3 separate regions of the Homo sapiens genome follow, and regions 1 and 2 are each linked to region 3. The links are chromatin loops, found by intact Hi-C in ENCODE. Cell type or tissue: heart right ventricle. All regions are shown on one strand.

What was found. Peaks named below come from ENCODE experiments on the same cell type or tissue, not always from the same donor. Only the 100,000 strongest peaks of a DNase experiment are listed, where the experiment ranks them.
Region 1: a loop joins it to region 3, with 3 times the contacts of the local background. A loop is called at or near these places in 14 of 110 quality-filtered maps.
Region 2: a loop joins it to region 3, with 7 times the contacts of the local background. A loop is called at or near these places in 2 of 110 quality-filtered maps.

Annotation. Positions count from the first base shown.
Region 1 is chr15:87,600,854-87,608,853 of GRCh38, reverse strand. The region is part of intron 1 of LOC102724465 (a long non-coding RNA gene); the gene reads left to right. Among named protein-coding and RNA genes, the nearest start is that of LINC00052, 28 kb to the right of the region's middle. In heart right ventricle, a CTCF peak has its summit at 3,790; no DNase peak of the experiment used is centred here.
Region 2 is chr15:88,012,126-88,020,125 of GRCh38, reverse strand. All of the region lies in intron 14 of NTRK3 (neurotrophic receptor tyrosine kinase 3), which reads left to right. Among named protein-coding and RNA genes, the nearest start is that of MIR11181, 70 kb to the right of the region's middle. In heart right ventricle, a CTCF peak has its summit at 4,456; DNase peaks (open chromatin) are centred at 4,705 and 7,712; H3K4me3 peaks cover 940 bases; H3K27ac peaks cover 1,266 bases; H3K27me3 peaks cover 512 bases.
Region 3 is chr15:86,912,455-86,920,454 of GRCh38, reverse strand. It overlaps AGBL1 (AGBL carboxypeptidase 1), which reads right to left. Exons shown (of 23, transcript NM_001386094.1): 23 at 4,299-8,000. Among named protein-coding and RNA genes, the nearest start is that of AGBL1-AS1, 600 kb to the right of the region's middle. In heart right ventricle, a CTCF peak has its summit at 4,438 (motif pointing left); a DNase peak (open chromatin) is centred at 3,615; H3K27ac peaks cover 1,472 bases.

The sequences.
Region 1 (8,000 bases), 690 kb before region 3:
TTTAGATAAGTAGAAGTCTCATGTAAGGCTATTCAGCACAGCAACTGTGAATCCAGATGCTGAGGTTGGATAGACCTGACTGCCACATGCGCTGTAATTTTAGACAAATTGTTTAACCTTTCAAAGCCTCAGATTTTCCACTATAAAGTGGGCATTGTTAAGACTTACCATCCAGTGGTCTTGCAAGGATTAAGTGAGATAATGCACAATTCCTGGCACATCATACATGACAGTATGCATCAGAGTTCATAGAAACTAATTTGAGCCTTGGCGTCTGTGATGGTCTTTGGAAAATAAGGAAGAGGACAGGAGACAGGCAGATGGTTCAGGAGACCGGGCAGGACAACGTTTGTGATGTGCTTCTCTGTGCAGTTTCACTGGCCCTGTGCTCAGAAGGTCTTATCAGGCAGGACATGCCATAAGTTTAAAGGGCCGCCAGGGGCCCATCTGAGGCTAAACCTTTCTTTGTGCAAAGTTAATCCCTGACAGCATAGAAAAGCAATGAGAAAAAATTGCCAAAGGAAAAAAAATGTGACTTAGTGAGTGATGGAAATAGAAAGGGGTGGGGGGAAGTAAGAGAAAAGCAACAGCTCTCCAAGGACTCCAAGGAGGGAGCTGGAAAAGTGTGGTACATGAACAGACACTGGGAGGGCAAGAGAGGGCTTACCTGTTTAAATAAATCAGAGCTGGCATTTATTATAACGATTGCTAGAGACAATAAATACAAATCACAGATCAGGCCAGGTACGGTGGCTCATGCCTGTAATCCCAGCACTTTGGGAGGCCGAGGTGGGCGGATCACGAGGTCAGGAGTTTGAGACCAGCCTGGCCAACATGGTGAAACCCCATCTCTACTAAAAATACAAGAAGTAGCCAGGTGTGGTGGCGTGCACCTGTAATCCCAGCTACTCAGGAGGCTGAGGCAGGAGAATCGCTTGAACCCGGGAGGCGGAGGTTGCAGTGAGCCGAGATCGTACCACTGCAATCTAGCCTGGGTGACAGAACAAGACTCCGTCTCAAAAAAAAAATCAATCAATCAATCACAGACCAGCTATTATGGATGATATTACAAAGACTGTACTAATAGCAACTGCCTGTGGTACCTTTAGTGTCCTTGTCTTCTGCTCTTCCTTGCTATCCCTGGTGACCTGTTTGGAAGATTTGAATCAGCCTTTCAGGGGTTTTTCCTGAGTCTCCCATTTCTCTCGAGCACTCCCCTCCTACCTACACGTTTGTCTCCTAGCTTTCACTCCACCTCACCACTGCACACACCCTTGCACACAGAGACATACATGTTCACTCACACATACATGTGCCCACTCTCACTTTGGGCGCTTCTCAGATTCACTGTATTTACTTGGCGAGCTCTTTCTTCAACATGTTCATAGGAGGCCATTTGGCCTAAGATGTGTTTCCTTATACCAAATGCCATCTTCATCAAACCTGCATCTCTAATTCACCTTCACAGAAAATCTCTCAGGCCTCATCTATAGCAATCACCATTCACTTTTTCTACTCCCACAGCTGGGTGCTTCATAGTTACTGGAACTTAATAAATATGAAATAGTTGGAATAATTGACCCCTTATCACCATTTATCAGAAGCAGCTTTTCCTACCTCTCAGTCTTCCCTTAAAAGGAAGGGCCTGCCACTCAGGCCTTCCAGTTCTCTAAGCAAGAAAAGCAAAGTCCCTGGAGATGATAAACTGTTCCAAAAGCTTCAGCCCTCACATGCCTGCTTCCCTCTTTGTGAGTGTAGAGAAGAATGAGAAGCAGCCCATTAATTCAGCAGTAATACAGTGTTTTCCTTTGCAATGTCCTTGATTTTATTTTGTAGTGATTCTTCAACATCACAGGTTAAAGAGGTACGTTTGCTATGGGATGTCTCTAGGCAAATCGAGTGAGCAAAACTATTTAGTCCCCTCCTCTTTGTCCTTACTGAATCTCTTCCTTTTCCTTTAACACCACTAGATCCTCCGATTTCCTCTCTAGGCTCCACTCTCTCAGTTTGCCTTAGCGTATGCATCTGATGGGTTCTAGTACCTGGCATTGGCTTATGGCCAGCTTTTCAAACACATCTATCATTCTCAGTGCTCTGATGAGACACATAGGGCAGGTATCATCATCATCATCAACATCATCTTATAAAATCTCGATCATTTTACAGTTATGAAAACTGAGACCAAAGTAATTGGGATAAATTAATCAAAATGCAAATTCAGACTTCCGATCCAGATTTTTTCCTCATTGATTTCCTTCATCTTTAATGCTGAAGGCAGAGATGGCAAATATATGGCGTTCTTGTAGCCACTTTCTACTCTGGTACCCACTATAACTGTTCTAGTTTTCTTGTTCCTTCCTAAAGTGCCTTGGATGGCTTAGAAACACTTGTAATATTGTTCTGGATAATCACTATCAATTGAACAAAGATGGCAAGTAAATTAACACACAATTTTCACTCTTAGCCGAGGTCAGAACTTCCCAAGTGATACTGGAAGTAAGAATTCTACAGAGCAAAGGCTTTCAAATGTCATAGGATGACTTAGTTGGAGGAGCATCAGGGGCAAATGCAAGGGAACTAATTTGTTTTTTGAGATGGAGTTTCACTTTTGTCATCCAGGCTGGAGTGCAATGGCCTGATCTCGGCTCACTGCAACCTCCGCCTCCCAGGTTCAAGTGATTCTCCTGCCTCAGCCTCCAGAATAGCTGGGATTACAGGTACCCACCACCATGTCTGGCTAATTTTTGTATTTATAGTAGAGATGGGGTTTCACCAGTTTGGCCAGGTTAGTCTTGAACTCCTGACCTCAGGTGATCCACCCCTCTTGGCCTCCCAAAGTGCTGGGATTACAGGCGTGAGCCACTGTGCCTGGCTACAAGGGAACTAATTTTAATGAGTGCCTATGATTTTTGTAGACTTCGTGTTAATTCTGCTTATAACCTATTGAGATAAGCAATGTTATTTCTGGTTTTCAGTTGAGGAAACTGAGGCTTAGCGTTGAAGTCACTTACCCAGACATGGAGTCAAGCAAGAGATGGAGTCTGAATTAGAGGCAACATCTGAGCCAGAAGCTCTGCCATAAATCTGCCCTCACCCACTCTCTTCCCAGCCCTTCAAACTGAACTTCTTTTCATCTTATTGTAATAGCATGCATCTCAACATTAAAAGAGAACAGCTATAGAAAAAAAATATGGGGCAGAGAAAAGAGATAAGTACAGTCACAATGTCAGGATTTGTTGTTTGTGATCTTGTGTATAAAGGTATGAAGCCAGAATTAGCTCTTTTTTCCCCAAGAACTGTGTGTGTTTAAGTATTATCCTGCACAAGTATGTAAATTTTTAAAACCCATTTCTCAATCCTTTTTCTATTTCCTTGAAGATACCCTTATAATACCATGCATGTGTGTGTGTGACAATTTTCCCTTTGCTGCTCTGCAGTTAGTGGATCAGGATCAACGATTGTGGCAGGAGGAAGAGGAGGAATAGAAAAGAATATCAAAGGCTGTATCAGCCGCCCAGTATTGATTAAACACTTTCTGTGTATCTTCCATTGTTCTAGGCACTGTGGGCACCACAGAGAGTGTAAGACAGGGTCACTTCTTTCTGAGACATTATAATGAGCTTAATTTCAAAGACCTTAATATCTGGTAGAAAAAAATAATGTCTGAATTAGGAAAGTAATAGAATCACAAAAAGCTAGGAGTTGAAAGGGACTTTATATTACTTGCCGCTGCATCCCTCACTGATGGATGAAGATGAAATTGTATTTTTGCGGCTTCACCGACAGGGGGCTCATGCTCCCTTGTAGTGGCACATCTTTACTCCATCACTTGTGCCTGATGACCCTAGTTCTGCTGTCAGGGCAGCTTAGTAAACGTCTCTTTCTTCTCATAAGAATGCCTGATAGATTAGAGGGTGGCTACTATCTCTTCCCTTAGCTGCTTTTTTTCTATCTACTCTTTCTGCAACCATTTCTGTGGTCATGTTTCAGAAACTTCACCATCCCTCCTCTGGATCCCCCCTAGTTAGTGTTAACAAGACTACTGAGAAAGAAGTATTGGGTTAAGAGAGACTTCATTTCTTTGTGCAGTTTGCAAACCAAAAATTTGATAAAGACTTCAGTACAAAACAAAGATGCATTCCCAGAGAACAAAGAGAGGGTTATGTTTTATAGAAAAAGTTCCCACATGGGCCCACTTATGCAAATGAGGGATGCACACTTGCTTAGTCCTGATTGATTGATGCTCATTGACTTCTGATTGGTGGATGCAGGTCACAGCCTATAGTTTGATTCAGGCAGCATAAACAGAAAAAGACAACTTTGAAAGTCCCAAAGTTATGTGTGTGTGGGTTTTCCTGGGATGCTGAGTACCTGTGTGACCTTTCTTCAGCAAATGGCTGCTTGGTTGTATTTTACATTTAGGCCCAGTTCGCCACTCAGGATCCATCTTTAAGGATTCACTCTTTTAGAGTTTATGTTGGCCAGAATCCTCCTTAAATATGATTGAGGGAAACAAGTGTAATCCTCCAAGATTGGCTGACTCGGGTAGAAGATGCTGCACCATTTTTCCAGCTCTGAACACTCTGCCTCTTTTATTGCGGGCTAAGTTTGTGGTAATATTTTAGCAGCTGCAGAATACCATTGGCACCCATTAAATGCATGCTGGTAAGCTTCAAATTATTTCCTTGGGGATGGATGTCAGGTTAAAGGCATTTTAGGGTAATTTTAAAGTATTTTAAGGAAGTTAGTCATCAAACTTGAGTGCTAATTCTGGTTTTACTACTATTTGGCTGTGAATCCTTGGGCAAGTCCCGTTTTCTGGGCTTCAAGTTAATATCCCTGTTAAATAAGGCAATTGAACTATTAATATATGATCTTTCAAGTCTCATATACTATTAAATTTCTGAGCGAAGGCTAAATTCCATCTCCTGTAAGAACAATTGCATTTTCGAACCCACATGCAAAATTTCACATTTGCCCCATTACGTTTGTCCCATTTATTCCAGAATGTTTTGGCCCAGGTTTCCAAGCTTTTAAGAACTTTTTGAATTACAAGCCCATAACTGAATGCATTGACTCTTGTGCTTCACAATGTTTCATTGGTAACAGATCAGCTGTTTAAGAAGCTCTTTTAGAATATTGTCTGACCAACTTCCTTCCTGATCTTGACTCTTTTCAACCTGGATTTCTCAACTCAGCCTATTCTTTGCTACCAATACTCCTTAGTTTATTAGCTGGCACTTTCTAGAACCTACCCTTTGCTGTTTTTGAGAAATTATGATTAAAATTATGTCTTTAGTCTTCAGGCTTATCTCCTTTTCACCCTTCTCAGTTCCTCAGAGTTCCCTGATTAAAATTTCGCACGTCTACAAATTCTTGATTCATGTGTGATAAACATTTTGTCATTTAACTTTTGGCTGTCCAGCATTCAGTTCTTGTTTTTGAAGAGTTCCCTTGTTGCACATATTAGTGGTAGATTGCAGTACCACACACCTTCCATAATGGAAGTCAAAGTGAGAGCTCTCTCCTCTCAGCACCACAGCCAGTATAGAAGTGCACTCCCTACACAGTCAGGTATTGCTGTTCAGGGCTGATTCTGGATAAAATGATACAAAGATGGAGGAATGTTTGAGGTGAGTTTCCAACAGCTGTTATGGTTTTCCTTGGTGGCTGTAGCTGTCTCCAGCTTGAGGTTGTCTTTACCAAATCTCCTATAACACAGATGCTATATATCCTGCTATTGATTTTCAAGAGGTCTTGCCATTTTCTAAGCCTTCATCCTCATCTTCTCAGTTTTATGAAACTCCCCTATATTTCCAATAGATTCCTCCTATAATTAAGTTAGTCAGAGATTGTAATTACTATTTGTAACAAAGAATCCTGATAAAAACATCTCTGTAGACACTGCAGGATGTAATCATCACCAAGACACTGCCACCCAAGAACATCTCTTCTTGAAGAAGATTGTGTGTGCAAAACACTGGCTACATGTGCATACCCCCTGGGCACATAGGCCCAAACTGCCCCCTTTGTGAGCCTTGCTTCTGCTCAGGCTTGGCATTCCCAAGTTAACCCATCTCTGACTTTGTTTTCCTGTTCCCCACTTTTTGGACTACTATGCTGCTGTTTCTTTCTATGTGTATGGTGGTCTTGAGCCAACCACAGTCTCAGCCTTGACCCATCCTTGTTCCAGGCTTCCTTGTGCTGTTTATCACTTACTTCACTTTCCCAAGAACAAGAATACCACAGCTGTCCTTCTGGCCTGAATCGGGTCTCTCTTCATTACTCCTTCCCTTGGCAACATCAACCAGTTGTGTAGTTTTAAATATCAACCTCTTGACAGTGATTCCAAACTTTACATCCCCAGCCCTGACCTTTACCCTGAATTCCAGCCTTCTGTTTCCAACTGCCTGATCCACATTTCCAATTAGTTATATGATAGGCCTCTGAAACCTAACATACTTTAAATTAAGCTTACAGACTCTGCTCCTAATCCTGCTGCTACCACAGCTGCCTCTGTATCAGTGGCTGGCTACTCTCTCCTTCCATTTCCTCTGGCAAAATGCTTTAGGATTATCTTTACCTGTTCTTGTTCTCTTACACCTCACATTGGATCTCTCTGGAAAGTTTGTTGGATAAATCTTCAAAATATATCCATAATTTAATTTATAAATTTAGTATAATACCTCTCCAAATACCATTAGATTTATTTCAAAGGCTAGCTAAGTTGATTATAAATTTACTTGGCAAAACAACAAGCAATAGAATCTCTTCTGAAAATGAACAATAAAATTATGTTAGTTCAACCAGATACTAGAACATGTTCTTAAAACCTTTACAAGGAAAACAATGGGGATTGATGCATGAATAGCACAAAAGACATTAAAACAGAATAGAAAATCTAGAAATAAACCACATTTTATATAAATTTTTTAAATACAATGAAACTAGCACCCAAATCAGTGGAACGGAGAGCAAACCTGTTGGAGGGAACAGAGATAAAAGCGAGATGTCTTTAAATATGCCTTATTTTGTATATTTGACATCAAAACTAAATAATATCCCATGTAATGACAAAACCAAAATAAAATAGAAATAAAGCAATTTCTAAAATTAAGAAGCAAAATAAAACCAATAAACCTTAAAATGTCTTGTATTTTTGACATAACTATACAGAAGGGAATTATTTCAAAAGAATTTAAAACAAATGATTTTTGTGCTACACTCAAAGCACAAAATAAACATACAAAAAGCTACCTTAAATTAGTTTTCATAATTGTGTTGCTAGTACGATATTGGTAGTGTTTTAAAACACACTTATATATACACTTTTACATAGATGGTAAGATGATGAGCCTGGAGCAATCTGCTATACAGAAAGCCAGCAAGCTATCAAAGACTGCTAAGAGAATATCAAAAGGAGACAGGATCCCACTTAAAGATGCTCCCTTTGACCAAATATCGGGCATTTTCAACATCAAAAAGAATAATCAAATTTCTGCTTCTAGGAATGTATAATAGATTGACTTTTCCGTATTCCTTCTGCTAAGCGCAAGTAAAAACACTGGAATTGTATTTTAAAAATCCATAAAACTCTAAAAGATGGAGAGAAGAAGTTAAACTTACTGGTGACCTCCGGACCAAAGGAACAACATTGTCATGAGTGCCGTGGGTTTTCTTTTTGCCTCATATATCCTAGATTTGGAGGCCAAGAAAACAGTAACTTGAAAGAACCAATGAGTGCAAGCAAAAAAGCTGCCCATCTCCAAAACAGAAAATACAAGGAAAGAATTAAGCCCTAGTGAACCTACAATTACATTTCAAGTAAATGGTCTAAATACACCCATTCAGAGATTGGCAGAAAAGAAAAATCATATGACTATATTAATTGAAGCAGAGTATGTAACAGAAATGTGCAACAAAATTAAATGCATATTTATGATTAGAAACTCTAAGAGATATAGAGGGGAATCTTATTCAACTTGATAAAGAACAGCTGC
Region 2 (8,000 bases), 1.1 Mb before region 3:
CATGTGCTTTACGCTGAGTTCTCATATGTTTGTGCCTGCACGGTCCCCTCCGAAGTTAGGGCTTCAATGTCTGTCTGCTTATTTGACTTCGTTTTTGCTTGTCCTTAGACATGAGTGCACAGCCCTTTTGTTTTTTCTTAGCAAACTTACACATAGGATCTTCAGACACAAATGTACATATGTCTGAGTCTTGTTCATATTCTCATGTTTTAGACACTGATTGTATCAGTTGAGATCCTTTTGACTGAAAGTACAAGATAATCCTGACTCACTTGGCTTAAGACGTTGATCATCACATAACTCAGCTAAACAGCTAGGGAAGGATCCTGATGAAGTGTATTAGGACTCTAGCTCTACTTTTTGTGATTCTCCTGCCTCTGCCTTTCTGTATTTTGCTATATCACCAGGTTAACTTCTCTCATGGCTACAAAATGGTTGCAGCAGATCCAGGCATCACAACCAAACACATGGACTAGGGGCCCCACAGGGTTGTCTTTTCTTGTGGGTGGGTTGAAACTGAGAAAGCTTTTCCCAAAGCCCCTAAGTAGTCTTTCCTGTTTCATTGGCCAGAATTATGTCATATGTTTATTCCCAAGCCAGTCATTCTTAAGGGGAATGGAATTACCCCCAAGCACTTTAAGCTCCTCCAGATTCTCCCCTGGGGCTGGGAATGGAACTCATTTTCCCTGAGGCATATGGTTGCCTGGAGGGCATATGTCTCCATAGAATCACAGGGCTCTGTTAGCAAGAAACAGGAAGTGGCTGTTAGAAATGACAGTACCTGCCACCCAGGTCTCCTCCAGGAGTAAAGCAAATGCTCACCTAGGCTTTCAGCCTTGCAAATACTGTCATCCTGCTCCTCTAGGAGTAAGCAGGTGCCTCTTGGGGTACAGGGGGTAGAATGAAGATGAGAACATTGATACCGTGTACATTTTACTCCTTGTATCTCTCCTCTTAGGGAGAGCAACCTAGTAATTTGTTGTTGTCATCATCACTGTTCTGGTCTGGTAAACTGTCCTGCTAATGTTCAAGGCTAGACTTGTATGCCTGGGTGATGAAACATTTCTGCTTGTGGTTTTAGCTGGATCCAACTATCTTGGTTGAGCAAGCTGTGTGAATTCCTCAGAGCTGCTATGTGATCCTTTGGGAGCATAGCTTTTGGAGAGTAGGTGGGAGCAGGTAGGTGGTGAAGAGAGGGGAAAAGGGGGAGTAGTAAAAAAATAAAGAAATGCATTAACATTTACTGAATACTTACCAAGGGCCAGGCTCTGAACTTGAAGTACATTCAAATAATAATAAAATCATACACTGCGTAGTGCTTTTTATATCTTAGGCACCAAAATCAGTTTAAATATAATAATAAATTGTTTAATCCTCATAAAAATCCTATGAGGTAGCTTCTATTACTTTCCCCATTTTGTAGGTGAGGAAACTGAGGCACAGGGAATGGTTAAAATGTTTGCTAAAGTCTTGCAGCTAGAAAATGACAAAACTGTGATATGACAGAGCCCACCACCCCCTCTTCTTTTCATGAAGTCATTCTTTCTACATTAAATCAAGCTTTAATGTAAGTGTAGTGTTCCCCACTTTACAGATTAGGCATTTCCTAGGGAAGCAAGGAAGTTAAGGGACTTGCCCAAGGTCATTTACTGGTCAAAGGTAGAGCCAGGATTCAAACTCTAGAGTTTAGGAGCATGCCACTTCTACTAACCTGGGATACCCCCTCCCACCGTCAGCTGACTTCCAATTCACCCACACCCCCACCTTTTGGGAGATCTTGGAGACTTTCAGACAGATACCAGTTTGGGTGACCCATGGTGCTCACCAGTGAGGCAGCAGAAGGCAATTCCTCTCTAGCACTTTAGCTCCTATGTAGTCATCCCCCTCCGTGTGTCCACCCCAGGAGGCTCTTTGGAGCTTCAGATCCCCATGAGGCAGGCCTCCCAGAAGCAGGGTCCAGCTAGAGATGGGCATTGGTGGTGATGCAAGAGCTACCCTTGAAGGAGAAGAGCAGAAGTCCTTGGATCCAAGTTGACCTATTTTTGGCCGAGTCTCCTTTTATCCTGTCGCTGGTGGATCTGTAGCTTGATTTGTCACCCAGATTGTGGCTGGGCCTCTCAGCAGGCAATGTATAAGCTTCTGTCCCCAGACCTAGAATTGCTGGTGATATAGCAACTCTTCGCATTGGATTCTGCTGAGTCGAGCAGCCCTCATGCCACTGGTAATGAAGAAGTGTTGGGATTAAACTCCTAATGGCTCATTGATTGGTTGAATTATGCTCAGTGTAATTCTGAAAATAGATTTTAAATATGTGCTTGGGGATTTGTGGGGATTTGTTACTTAGGAGCTTTAACTAAATCATGGCTGGTTTGACAGAGACATCAACACAGGGAGCCTGTGCCTGGGATGTGATGTTCATCTCTGGGTGACCCCTCTCCCCCTATTCCCCAAAGTCAGGAAAATGTGCTGGGTGGGGTGGCTAGGGGTGGGATGGTCCCCCCTCCCTTCACATATATTCCTTTGTTCAGGTCTTGAGAAGGTCAGCTTGGTTGAACCAACCACTGCAAACCCCTCAATATTGCTAAGGTGAGATGGAGACATCACAGGTTCTGGATTCTCCCTTTTATTTCCTCTGAAGTTAAGAGCAGAAGTTGTCTTCTTTCTAACTCCAAGCTTTCACTTTTCCTGGAGCTGCCACTCTGGGGAAGAACCAAAGGGGAAGCCTTCATGGATGCTTAGCTAATCAGCCTTTTGGCATATTCTGGTGCCGTCTTTTCCTTCTGCATCCTTGTATCCTAGGTCTAAAGGGGGAGCTGTATGAAGGGTTCCTGGTCTTGGGCTGAGCTTCTAACATCCATGCTTCTTTTGGTGAATGCCAAGTTAACTTGGAGACAATAGAAAAGCTAATGAAGGCCCCTCTGTGAGGGAGCAATCATTAGAAAATAATAATCAGAGACCTCCCAGCACACCCCAAATCACTCACCTTATATTTCTTTCCCTCTGGTCTATCAGAAACCTAAAATGCCTCCCATTTTTGGTGCAAGGTAGATCAGAAAGAAACAAGGGATGTTGTAAGTGAGGCTTAATGAGGCAAATTTGAAAGATGCAGTTAGACCATATTTCCATGGGGAATTTGGTCAGGGGCTTTTTTTTTTTTTTTTTTTTTTTTAAGCTTCGTCTCTTCCATTTTAACCTCTGTCTGAAAGGGTATATTCCCCTTCCCTGGGATAATTTATACTCAGCCAGTCTTTATGAAAGAAAAAAAAATATCCCCAGAGAAGGGAGGAAGTAAAAACAAAACCTGGAAGAAAAGAAAAAAAAATGACACTCTCCTCTAATAAAGAAATTACTGACGTTCTACATTATGAACTGTATTAATTTTTAATGGCTGAGAAAGGAGTTGATTTATAATGCATCCTTCCCGGCTGCAAAGCCTGTCCCCAGCTAATAAATAAATGACAGGTCTCTTGTATTAAAAGTATCCATCATCTTACAGTGTTGGAATGTAAATGGTGAGAGGCATTGAATGAGAGGCCCCTGGGAGGGGGTGTGCCCTGCTGTGCCCAGCTGGAGAAGAGCCTGCCATAGCATTCTGCTTAGTTCTGACACAGCTTAGCCCATTCCTTCATCTTGTTTTCAGCAAAGTGATCCAAATAGCTGCAACTCTTACGGTCCAGGAGAAAGTTCATAAGAAAAGGTGATGGGCCATTTAGGAACAATTCATGATGTAAATTTAAATTCCTGGTGTTTAAGCAAAACTGTCCATGGCTTCTCCTTACATATCCTCAGGGCTTCCTCATTGGCTTCCCATGCATCTCTGGGATTATGTGTTCAGTAGTTCATCCTTTGATGGTGGTCACAGCTCTGGTTAGCCTCTCTATGTCTCTTTAGAAAACAGACAGAACACCTAACATTTGTTTCTGGTTTCAAAGTAATATACAATCACTGAAAATATTTTGAGGAAAATCCAGAAAAGTGAAAAGAAGAAAATAAGAATCATCCCTAATGCCACCCCAAGTGATGAATGCATGACATTTTGCCTTATATGCACAGGCTAATAACATACGCAGACATGTACACATCAACATGGACATGTATAGCACACACAAATGAGATCATATTCTGCATACGGTTTCATAATCTGAATTTGTCATCTAGTAGCCTATCATAGACCTTTATTTCACAATGCCACTATTTTTAATGGCTACATAATACGTGGCCAGGCTATATTCACATTGGAGCCGCTGTAGAGCTGGCGATCAGTCAATCAAGATGCATTCCTTCGTTCTTCATTACAGTGCCAACTCCAGAATAAACATAGTGCAGGAGAAAAACTGAGTACAAAGATGATTTTTGCACAGAGCTCCTAATCTTGGAGCAACTACTATGCTGCAGAGTCAATGCAGTGAGGCTGAGAGATGAACAGAGTGGCATCATCCCCGCATGAGGGAGTCCACACTCCAGCTGGGGAGACAGGCCAGGAAACAGTTCTGGAGATATGAGCATAATGAGATGCCTGCCACAGAGACCCTGCAACTAAAGGGCCCAGTGTGCTTAGAGAGCAGTGGCTTGTTTAAATTAGGGGAGCAGAGGCTTGGGTAAAGGCTCCACAGAGGGGAGAGTGTTTGAGCTAGGACGCTGCGGGGAAACTTGGACTGGCAGAGATGGACAGGAAGGGCCTTCCAGGCCACCGTAGCAGTAGCAGGAGGCAGACAGGGGGCAGGGTTTGGTGGGGGCAGGGCTGGAGGTGAGTGACCAGAGAAGGACTCCCTCCCGGGGTGGAGGGAGCAGGTCTTGTTGATGTATTAAATAGCATAGCTTATTGACACAATAATTACGAATTTATTCGTAGAATTTGCACTTACATAGTCCAGGCCTTTGTTTATCACGCTTGTCACTGTTTCTCAGAAGTAGGTGATGACTAGAGGAGTGAAGAAACTATCAACACTGTAATAAAAAAGGTAAAACAAAGTAGCAAGTTATTCTCTCTGAATTTAGGGACAGTTCCAGGCAGACATAGAGAGACCCCTGTTCCAGAAAGAAGAGAAATGAAACACTCACTGAATATACCTTTCAGCACAGGGAACGTTATGTAGAAAATGAGAGCGATCTAGCAGTTGCTGCCAGCAGGCTCCACTCCCTCTGATTTATTTATATTGTCTTCATAGGCTTATAAAAATGGAAGTTTGCCTAGATTTGGAGACTAACATTTCTATCCTTTCACATATGAATTTATTTCTTGATTTGTTGTGCATATTTCTAAACATAGATCGACCAATGACTTTTGCTTTTGGAAAAATAAAAAAGAAAATCTCGGAGCTGGTGAGAAGAGGAATCAGAGACCGTGTTCCTGCAAAGAACCTGCTCCGGTGTTGCCGGAGAGGTAGGCGGGGAAGCATCCAAGAAGCATTTATTCCTTGAGCACCTGAGAGAGCCTGTTTTTTTGGCAGGTGGAAAAGTGGCAGCCCAAGATCAAGTCCTAGCTGGTCTTGGTTTTATCACCAGTTAGTTGCAGTTGCAATATGATCCTCGCTTATATTTTTGCCTTCAAATCTTGGACCCAAAATTATTCCAGCAATAGGAGTTGGCTGAAAGCTAAGTTTTTCCTTTCCTGCTCTTTAATTCTCATTCACTTAACTTCCTTGTAGAACATAGAAGTTTTTTTAATCTGAAAAATATCTCAGAGATCCAGTGAGACTTATCTTTTCGTTTAGTAGATGAGGAAACTGAGGGCCAAACACATAGTTCAATGATATTAAACTGCATAAGGATTTGGAAGAAGGAACAGGTCTAGGACCAATGGCTGTTGTCTCATGTTTCTCACTCCTGAAACTGTAAGTGGAAATGCAATCTTTTCATTTTCCCCAAAGTTGATGTTTTTTGTTTGGGCCATTTAATAAGGAATGTCTGACAAAAGTGAACTGTCTGACTCAGGTGCAGTAATTGCCACAGAAATTGGTTTTGGTGTCTTTGGGGAATTCTGCAGTTGAACCCAGAAGGCATCCTTATCAAGTAGCGTGTTCCAACACTTTTACAAATTCTAAGAGCCTCAGATATCACTGTTTTCCTTTGGAGCGATATTTTGTTATTTTAGTAAACTTTCAAGGGGCACTGCCACTTTGCTGCACTGGCTTCCTAGTGAGATACAGTGTTACTATCTTAAGTCTTTTTTTAAAAAAATTGAGACAGGGTCTCACTGTATCGCCTAAGTTGGATGGAGTGCAGTGGTGTGATATTGGCTCACTGCAGCCTCAATCTCCTGGGCTCAATCTGTCCTCCCACCTCAGCCTCCCAACTAGCTGAGACTACAGGCGCACCACCACGCCTGCTACCTGGGCTCAGTCAATCCACCTACCTCAGTCCCCCAAAGTGCTAGATTTATAGGCATGAGCCACAGTGCCTGGCCAAGTCAGGCCCTGCTACAGGATTTTTTGTACATGATCTGAAATGTTGTCTGCACTTGAAGGATCTCTTAGAAGGGTGTCTGAGTTCCTACTGGCATTGAAAAGGAAGGAAACTTGAAGCTAGGCATCTGTTTGATTCCCAGGCTGCTTTCATGTTACTTAATGCTGTCAGATCATAAAGGGAATTCATTTCTATTCCTCAACTTCTAAATAACTTCACACGATTTACAGTTGACAAACAGCACACTGGGACTCTTCTTGCATTTCATTGTTTCTGTGGAAAATTGGTTGATAGAGCATCACCAAGTGTATGGCTTCTTATCCTCAGGCATTTCTTCCACCAACACTGGCGATGGTCCACTGTGCACAGAGCTCTGGGTTAGAGAAGGAACCCTGTTCCTTTTTTCCACAGTTCTGTTATCTGGTTACGCTCTGACCTAGAGGAAGATGCGGGTATGATTTTAAACAGTCTTTACCAGTGCACGGTTTCACCTGCTGGTAGTGGGTCTTTACCAGTGCACGGTTTCAGCTGCTGGTAGTGGGTCTTTACCAGTGCACGGTTTCAGCTGCTGGTAGTGGGTCTTTACCAGTGCACGGTTTCAGCTGCTGGTAGTGGGTCTTTACCAGTGCACGGTTTCAGCTGCTGGTAGTGGGTCTTTACCAGTGCACGGTTTCAGCTGCTGGTAGTGGGTCTTTACCAGTGCACGGTTTCAGCTGCTGGTAGTGGAATTTCAGAAGACCGTTGTTCTTCGAAGTCAGGGGTTATCCAAGTGTGGTGTGCAGACCAGCAGCATCAGCATTAACTGGAAACTTGTTAGAAATGCAAATTCTCAGGATTCACTTCAGACCCACTGAATCCGAAACTCTGGGCATGGGATTCAGCAGTCTGCATTTCAATAAGCCCTCTGGGTGATTCCGATGCACATCAAAGTATGAGAAGCACAGTATAAGATATTGGTGTAGTTTCCTTTTTCCCCCGATCAAAAATATCTGAAGAAGCTGAGAAGTGCTTCAATATAGTTACTAATAGTGCATTATAAAACATTTATTTATTTAGTAAACATTTATTGAGCATCCATTAAGTTCTAGGTTCTGTATTGGGTGTTAGGAGCACAAATAAACCAGCAAATGGCTCATTCTGCTGTGGTTGTTTTGGTATGAACATATAGAAATACTTTTTTGTGACAGTGATATAAACAAGAGGTTCTCAGCCTCATTCTCACCCTGCCTGTGATTTCCGTGCTATTTCTGGGCCTCTCCAAATGGGCAAGTTTGCCAAAGCTCGGGGTCAGAGTGTCCTGAGTGAGAAGGAGGATGTAAGCAAGGCGCAAGAATGAGCCATGGCTGGGGGAATGTTGCCAGCTCTGCATTTTATTTGTGAATAATAAGGAAGGAAGTGAGAAGGTTTGTGTTTTAGGTTGTGTTAATACGTTTCCCTTATGTCAAAACCACCAACTCCTAGCACCCTGTCAAAATGGCTGCACTGAAATATCACAGTTCGTCGAGGATCTCATTGTCTTATAGGTTCGTGGAGGATGTAGAGATGGCAGGATGGCAGCCAAAGAGCTGAAGGTGGGATTCTGTGAAGAACAATGC
Region 3 (8,000 bases):
AGGTTTTAAGGCAAAGAATAGATGATCAGGGTGGGTCTAACCTAATCACACTAGCCTATTAAAAGAAGAGAGTTTTTCTGGCTAGTAGAAGTAAAAGAGATTCAAAGCATCAGGGAGGGGTGGTGGTTAAATCCACTTTGTTGGCTTTGAGATGTCACAGGCCAAGGAATGGAGGCGGACTGTAGGAGCTGAGAACAGCCCCTCTGACAGCTGGCTAGGAAATGGGGAGCTCAGTGCCTACTACCACAAGGAACTGAATTCAGACAACAGTTTGAGCTTGGAAGCAGATTCTTTCCCTGAGCTTCCAGATAGGAGTCCAGGCTGACTGACGCTTGGGTTTCAGTTTCGAGGCCTCTTGAACAGAGAACCCACGGAGGTTCCCTGTGCTTCTGACTTACTCACCCTAAGACAGTAAATAGATAATGTTCGACAGCACTAAATTGGTGGTAATTTGTTTCCCAGCAATGTAAAACTGAGGTACAGGTACTGATATCCCTCCCCCATGAGCCTGCCCTTTACTCCTGAGGCCCATGGCAGAGTGGGCCAGGCAGCCCCTGCCTACTCCTTCTCCCTTGTCCCATTTCAGCCCCACTGGGACTCCAGACACTGTGAGTGCTTTACAGGCTGGACACATCCTGCCACACCATCTTTCTCATATCATCTGGCACAAGGTATTACAACACCAATTATAAAACATCGTGAGAGAGCTTGCCGCAGTCGCTTCTATTTATAATCTTCCTCTTACCACAAAAACTGCTCTCTGCAACAGGCACCAAATTAGTGTCCTTGAAGGCTCTGGTTTTTTCTTCATTCATATAAGAGTTTTTCCTTAGGTAGTCGGGTGTGTGTGTGTGTGTGTGTGTGTGTGTGTGTGTGTGTGTCTCAACAGGGAGTGGGCAACTAAGCAGCTAGTCATTGATGAGCCCTAGAGATTTCAGTGTCAATTCATTCTCCCTTGCTGGGCTCTGTTTTTCCTTACCTTAATTAATGTCATGTGTTTCTGGTCTTTTCATCTTGTAGCCACTAAAGATGAGAAAAAAGCAAAACAAAAAACAACAACAAAAAAACTATTCAGAAAAAGAGAAGCATGGCTCAGGTAAGGCTGTCTTTCGGGAATATCACTGACTTATGTCAGACTACAGGAAAATCTATTTCAACAGAGACAGGAAAAGGTAGAGGACCAAGGTGTGTTTCTCCTGTTGCTCTTTGCTAAGCGGTCTTGTTGAAGGGGCCACTCACTTATAGCATTAATTTTTAGGTTGAAGTCAAGTGAAGTTGAGGAACAGTAACAGTTTAGGATTTAAAGAGTATAGATCCTTTCCTAATAAAGTAAACTGAGTATCACTTGAAACTAGCTGATATTGATGTGGTGCATTATAGATCTCTGAGCGTAAGTCTGCAAGGTATCCCTAGCATTACTATGCCACAGCCTTCAAAGTAGTACTCTGAAAAAAATAGAGTCACCAGGGGAACACATGATATTGTTCAGAACACGCACGGACATGACAGACAGAGACCCAGAAGAATCATTTCCTGAACCAGAGCAGACACCTTAAGGGAAATCCTGCTGATCCCAATCCAGACCCGATTTTGTTGGGGACATATTTCTCTATGATGTTTACTTAACCACTGTTTGAAATTCATGTTGTTCATCTTTAAAAATGTTGCTCTGAACATTTGCTAGGGGAAGCTTATAGTGTGCTTCACGTATTTCCCATACACATCATCAACTACCACCATCAGCCCATGGTAAGATTTCTGTAAAAGGTCACACAGCATTTTTGTCTGGAAATGTGGAGAAGGAAGCTGAGCAAAATTTAAATTAATAGGTACGTGGGGGAGAAAACAGGCCTTGACTAAGTCTGAAAATAAGACTCGGAAAATTACAGATCCATTTCCTTTTTTTTTTTATTTTTTGAGACTGGGTCTCCCTTTGTGGCCCAGGCTGGAGTGCAGCGGCATGATACGGATCCATTTCTAATTGAATTTGAAGAAGAAAGTGTGAAGGCAAGTTTGCCTCAAGGGAAAAATGAAGGGAGGAGATGTCCACTGCCACTAGGAACATTTCCTTTTCCGAGGTGTTACACCATGGGGAGAATGGGAAGAGGATGCAAGCTCAGTTCAAACCCAAATGCAGCCTCTCCACTAACCACTCACTTTGCCCAAGCTGCTAACTATCTCCCAGACTTTGTTTCTTTGTCTGTAAAATGGGTATCATAATAGTTATTTACCTCAAAGGGGTTTTGTGAATAGTAAACATTCAGCCCAAGGTCTGGTTCATGTTTATGGTAAGTTGATTATTATCATTACCATCATATTCATGAACTGCCCAAATAAATGGAATCTGTAATTTCCTAGAAATGAACTTTGCAAATTTCTTGCTTCTGCTGAATTCTCTTTGGTGGCTTCCCCCATGTTTTCATCCAAAATGAACAACTGAACCTTTCATCTATGCAAAATATAATGAGAACCCAGCTGCTTGGGAGTAATGGACTTTTACTAGAGATTTGAGGGACTAGGGATGGAGTGAAATGAGATCCCACAGAACAGAGAACAACTTAAAATTCAATCCTGGACATCACTTTTTTATGAGTCAGGACTTCTCTGAGGCCCTCTTTGCTCCCCTGCCTTGAGCCATGCTGGGAAGTCCTCATCCTCTCTCTTCTCTCTCTCTCCTTCTCTCCCAGTGCACACCCCTGGCCCCACTCCCCGAATCTTTGGTACCATCTAATGCACAGCAGAGCAGCTTTTCATCCCTCACCCCGACATTTGCATATCCCCAAATTCAAGAAACCGCCTCACTAAAGGAAGTCTCCAACTGCTTTGAATCTCTACGCTTCGCAATGACAAGGCCTGGAACAAGGTTGTAGAGGTGATCCGCATATGTTTACTTGCCCTGTGGCTGCTGCTAGGTCACTGCTGTCTGTCTCCTTGCATGTTGCATGTAACTGTACAGTGGCCGGAACATTCAGTGTGCTCAGTAATAATGAGCTCCCTTTCCCTAACCCTCTTGCACACATCCTCCCCTAAATGACCAGATTTGAAAGTCATTTTGATTGAAATCCTGAGTGTGTGCAAAGAGCCTAGGAGGAAGCTGGGCCCCAAATGCTGAGAGACAAGGTCGATGAGGGCAGTTGGCCCAGGCCCAGGCAGAGGCCAGGGACAGGAGAGGGACTGTGAAAGAACTCTCTCTGAACAACCAACAAAGAGTCAGTGAGGAGTGGGTGGACCAACTGCACAGTGGGGAGGAAACGAGCCTGAGAGAGCAGCCACGCCTCTCCCCCATCTTCTCTATCTTCTCCCAGGGTGGCATCAAACTCCCCCTTCCAACAGCACTTTAAACACCAGTGCAGCACCTAGCAGGCCAAACCATGTGGATGAAAACAAATTAGATTCTTCCCTGCCCCACCCCAGCTGAAGTTTGCTGACTCAATTCATTCCCCCTCCTTTAGGTCTTCCTGTTTATGTTGTCATTTTGTTTTATTATTTATTTTTAGCCCTGATTTCGGAAGCTTTTATTCTGCTGGGCATTGGCAGGATATCAACGGCACTGCTCTGCTCTGTGCTCTGAATAGATCATTGTGCAGGCCTGGCCTCGGTCCCTGCAGAGACAGAACGCTAGTGTGAGCCACCTCACGCTGCCTCTTCACCGGCCTGGCCAGCCCCGGGCCTGCTGGTGTTCTCTGCAGGCCCCGCCAGCACAGCATTCATGTTCATGAATATTAGAAATAGAAGTGAGGTTAGATTTCGTGTGGTCCAGCCCTTCACCCTCCAATGGAGAAACTGAGACCCAGAGGAAAGGGTCAGCCCAAAGCCATATATTGAAGTAACCGAGCCAGAGCCTAAACCTTGGACTCTCAACTTCTGTTATAATGTTCTATTCCATATGCTACGGAATCACTTAAAGAACAAAACCATCATTTCCTAAATTACACAATAGGTGAAGACCAGAGTGCCTGATCCATTTTTATTATTTACATATTTTTTCTGGACTCTGGATGTACTTACATTCACACACACACACACAAACACACACACACAAAGTCCAGGACATCAATAGGAACTCCTTTCATCGTTCTCACAGGTTATTCTCTGTTATTTTTTCTTCTTTAAAAAATTTAAAAAAAAATTGCTGTGAGCTGGTAGCAGCAACCTGGTGCGGCTTGCCTCCTTGGACAGGCTGCAGCAGCAATGAAGCAAGGGACACGCTTCAGTTCCCAGGACAATGGTCTCTTTGACTGGGAATATACCAAACCAGAATTACAAGTGTGCAAGAATAAACAAGGCTGGAGTCAATCTAAAGTTGTTTTACACTCTGTTTTATTAAAGTCAATGCATTTCCGTTCCTATGTGCCCAGCTTAGGCTTGCTTAATTATAGACACCCGGGGTGAATGCTAATGTAGACAGGACAGTCGGTGATTGGAAAACAAGGCCCTTTTCTGACCTCTACAGGCCATTTGGAGGAAACAAGAAATTGCTTCTGGAAAATTACCGACCAGGAGGCACCGCAAACGGGGCTGAGGGAGGTTTCTCCTGGACGCCTCCTTGAAGCTCTGAGTTGGCTGGACTCACGTGTGTCCTGCTTTCCTGCAGCTCTGCTCTCCATGCGTAAGAGGTTACTGAGGCAACGGGTAGGAGGTCATTCTCAGGAGACCGTTCTAACAGAAATTAAGATCTCAACCATTCAACACATATTTATGGAAGTCCCACCACATCTTGGGCACGATGCTAGGCTCTCAGGATGTAGCAGTGAACAAAATTGTCTTTGTTCTCCAAGATATTACAGTCTTGGTGCAGTGGGGCGGTGGGGGGGAGGTGAAGAGGGGACAGCAAAGTCCACAGGCAATGCCATACAACAAAAGCTGTGACTGGGTTTCTCCAAGATGACAGTAGGAACTCAGAATCAGATCATGGGAGACTTCTTGGAGGAGCCTACATTTAAGCACATAATGGATAGATCTAGGCACATGGATGGAAGAAGAGGGAACAGAAGAGTAAGGTGCTTTCTGAGAATTGAAAGTAAGTTTTTATGACTTTAACAGGGGCTGATGTCAAGAGAAGAGACCAGAAAATTACGTAGTGGCTGGATCTGAAAAGGCTCAAGCACTAGGTCCTGTCTGCATTTTATCCTTAAGACCATGGGAGGTCACTGACAAATTATAAACTGCGAAAGTAGAAGCCGGTTTTCCTTCCTAATACTATCAGGCTGCACAGGGATGAAAGGGTTGGAAAGGAAGCACAACCAAAGGTGAGAAGAGTGGTAAGAAAACTTGAAGTCCAGGTGAGAACAGTGTTACCGAGTCTGATTCTTAGCTTTGGACTCCAACCAAAGCTAAGATTCACACTCAACAACATTGCAGATTCATCTATTTAGTGAAGATCTGAGTACCTGCCTCGGCCAGACAGTGAGCTCTGCATCTGGCACACAAATAAATCAAACAACGCCGGTTTACTATCGGCATAATCAAGTTTAGGAATTTGGAGGTAGAGATTTTGTTGGGAGGAGATTTTGACTTTGAACCTGTTGAGTTTGAAAAGGAGCAGGAAGTTATGCAGAAATGGCCAGTAGGAGTTACTTGTATTTGAGTCAAGGATCTACAAGAACAACACACTTTCCTAGAAATGGAGACTTGCTCCATAACCTCTCAGAGGGCCCTTAGGGGTCTTTGAAGAAAGATGTTTTTCCTTGGAGAGCAAGTTTAAGAGTCCGATTGCCTGAGTTAAGGTTGTGATCTGCTACTTACTACCTGTATCATCTTAGGCTAGCCCTTAAATTCTTAATGCCCTCATTTATAAAGTGAGCATAACAACAGAGTTTAGCTCGTTGGGCTGAAGTTTTAGGCTTAAACATGATGACACCTGCGATGGTCTTAGACTATTATAGATACTAAGTGTTGCTAATTACCACGTTAGCTGTAACTGTGTTATGGTTCATATTCACCTCCTCTGGGGAAGTGGAGGGAGCATGAGTTAGGAAGTCAGATTTCCCCGGGAACAGATTCCAGCTCTATCATTTACTAAACGTGTCTCTTTAAGTATGGGTGCACTTCATTTTTAAAATGGCAATCATAATGTCCATTTATCCCACAGAGCTGGTACTGAGAGTGAAATGAGTCACTTATGTGATTGTCTGAGCAGAGCAGAAACACAGGCAGATTTTTCCTCCTCTAATACCTCCCAAAATAACTTCCTCTTCAGAATGAAGTGTGGGTGGGGTCTGGTTGATAGTCTTCTACCCCAGGACATTCATTCATTTAACCCCCATACCCTGGATGTTTGGATGGCAGACCTGTCGGCTTCTCTGCTTCCTGTCCCGTCCCACAGCCAGTAGAGACAATTGAACTCAATGCCATGTCTTGCCCTGCCCTTCAAGACCAGGGCTACACTCAGACACTTTAACTGAATAGCTCCAAATAATTATGCTTAAGTGTTACTTATTTTGCCAGGAGCTGGTCATAATACTTGTCTGATACCAAGAAATCATTTTAACCCCATAAGAGCCTAGAGACTATAAAAGATCATTGAAATCCCCCCATGTAGAATCATCTTTGCTTCAGCCTTTTTATTTACTTTTAGACAGAGTACAGGGTCTCACTCTGCCACCTAGGCAGGAGTGCAGTTGTGCGATCACGACTCACCGTAGCCTCAACCTTCCACTTCCAGGCTCAGGTGATCCTCCTGCCTCAGCCTCCCTAGTAGCTGGGACTACAGGCATGCACCATCACGCCTGGCTATTTTTTTTCTTTATTTTTTGTAGATTCAGGGTCTAACTATGTTGCCCAGGCTGGTCTCAAACTCCTGGGCTCAAGGGATCCTCCCAGCTTGGCCTCCCATAATTCTGGGATTACAGTTGTGAGCCACCACGCCTTGCCTGCTTCAGCCTTGTAAACAGTCAGTGCTCTCCTCTGTTTAACTACTTGTCATAAGAACTAAATGTGGCTCATTTGGTAATTCTCTCATAGACTGTGTTCTCTACCAATGATACTGAACCCATTTTACTTTGCATTGGAACTGGCCCAGAATATATACACACTTCAAGTACAGTTTATGTCACATGCTAATGAGAGATGAGTCCCGTCTTCTGCCCAAAAGGCCTTCATCTTGACATCTGTGTGACAGTAGAGCCTAAAATCATCAACCAGCTGCCCCTCACCTGTATGAACATGTGTCATGTGTCTGAGGATCAACCTTCCCTCACTCATTGTTATGCTTAAAGCCCTGTGCCGTGTGTGTGTGTGTGTGTGTGTGTGTGTATGTGTGTGTGTGGTGGGGAACTCAAACTCAGCTTCAGCTCCATTATGTTGAATTGTGTGTGTGTAATAGATGATTTTAAGTTATATGCAATTGTATCTTTTTATTATTAGGCACTGAAAGGTTGTAATAGAATCCATTTTTATCTCAAAATTCCCTTTTACCACTCTATTTTTTCTTTTCTAAAGAACACTTTTTATCAAGCATTGGTAGCATGAACCAAACTGCAACACAAACAAAAGAGGACATCTGTTGGGAAGACAGCAGCAGGCTCCAGAGCTGATGAATTATTTTTGCCCAGAAAAGCCCTCCTGGTGGGCACCAGGCTACTATGCATGTCTTTCCAAGACTAGAGAGTTTGGGGAGCTGGGGTGAGCTGTACCAGCAAGGCAAAACAAATCCATCATTTTAATGCAAATCCAAATGCTGAGATCCACCATGCGAGTCATTCTTCTGTGGCCCTAACAAGGATGACTTATGTCAGGCATTTCCTGGGAGCTCCTTCTCTTGGCATAGGGCAGAGGCTGCCCTTAGCATATGAAATCGACTCTACGGCACCATTTTCCAGGCTGATAAATGAAAGGGTGTAATATGACCTTCCTTGTGTTGGCAGCCCTCAAGGTGAGCTTGTAACTCAGGGAGCAGGTTAATTTCAAATATTCTTGGTGGCTCTGAATCCTCTTTCTGGAAGGAAACTGAAGCCAATGTATGGAATTCTTGGATGCTGATTCTTATTGATGGGATTGCA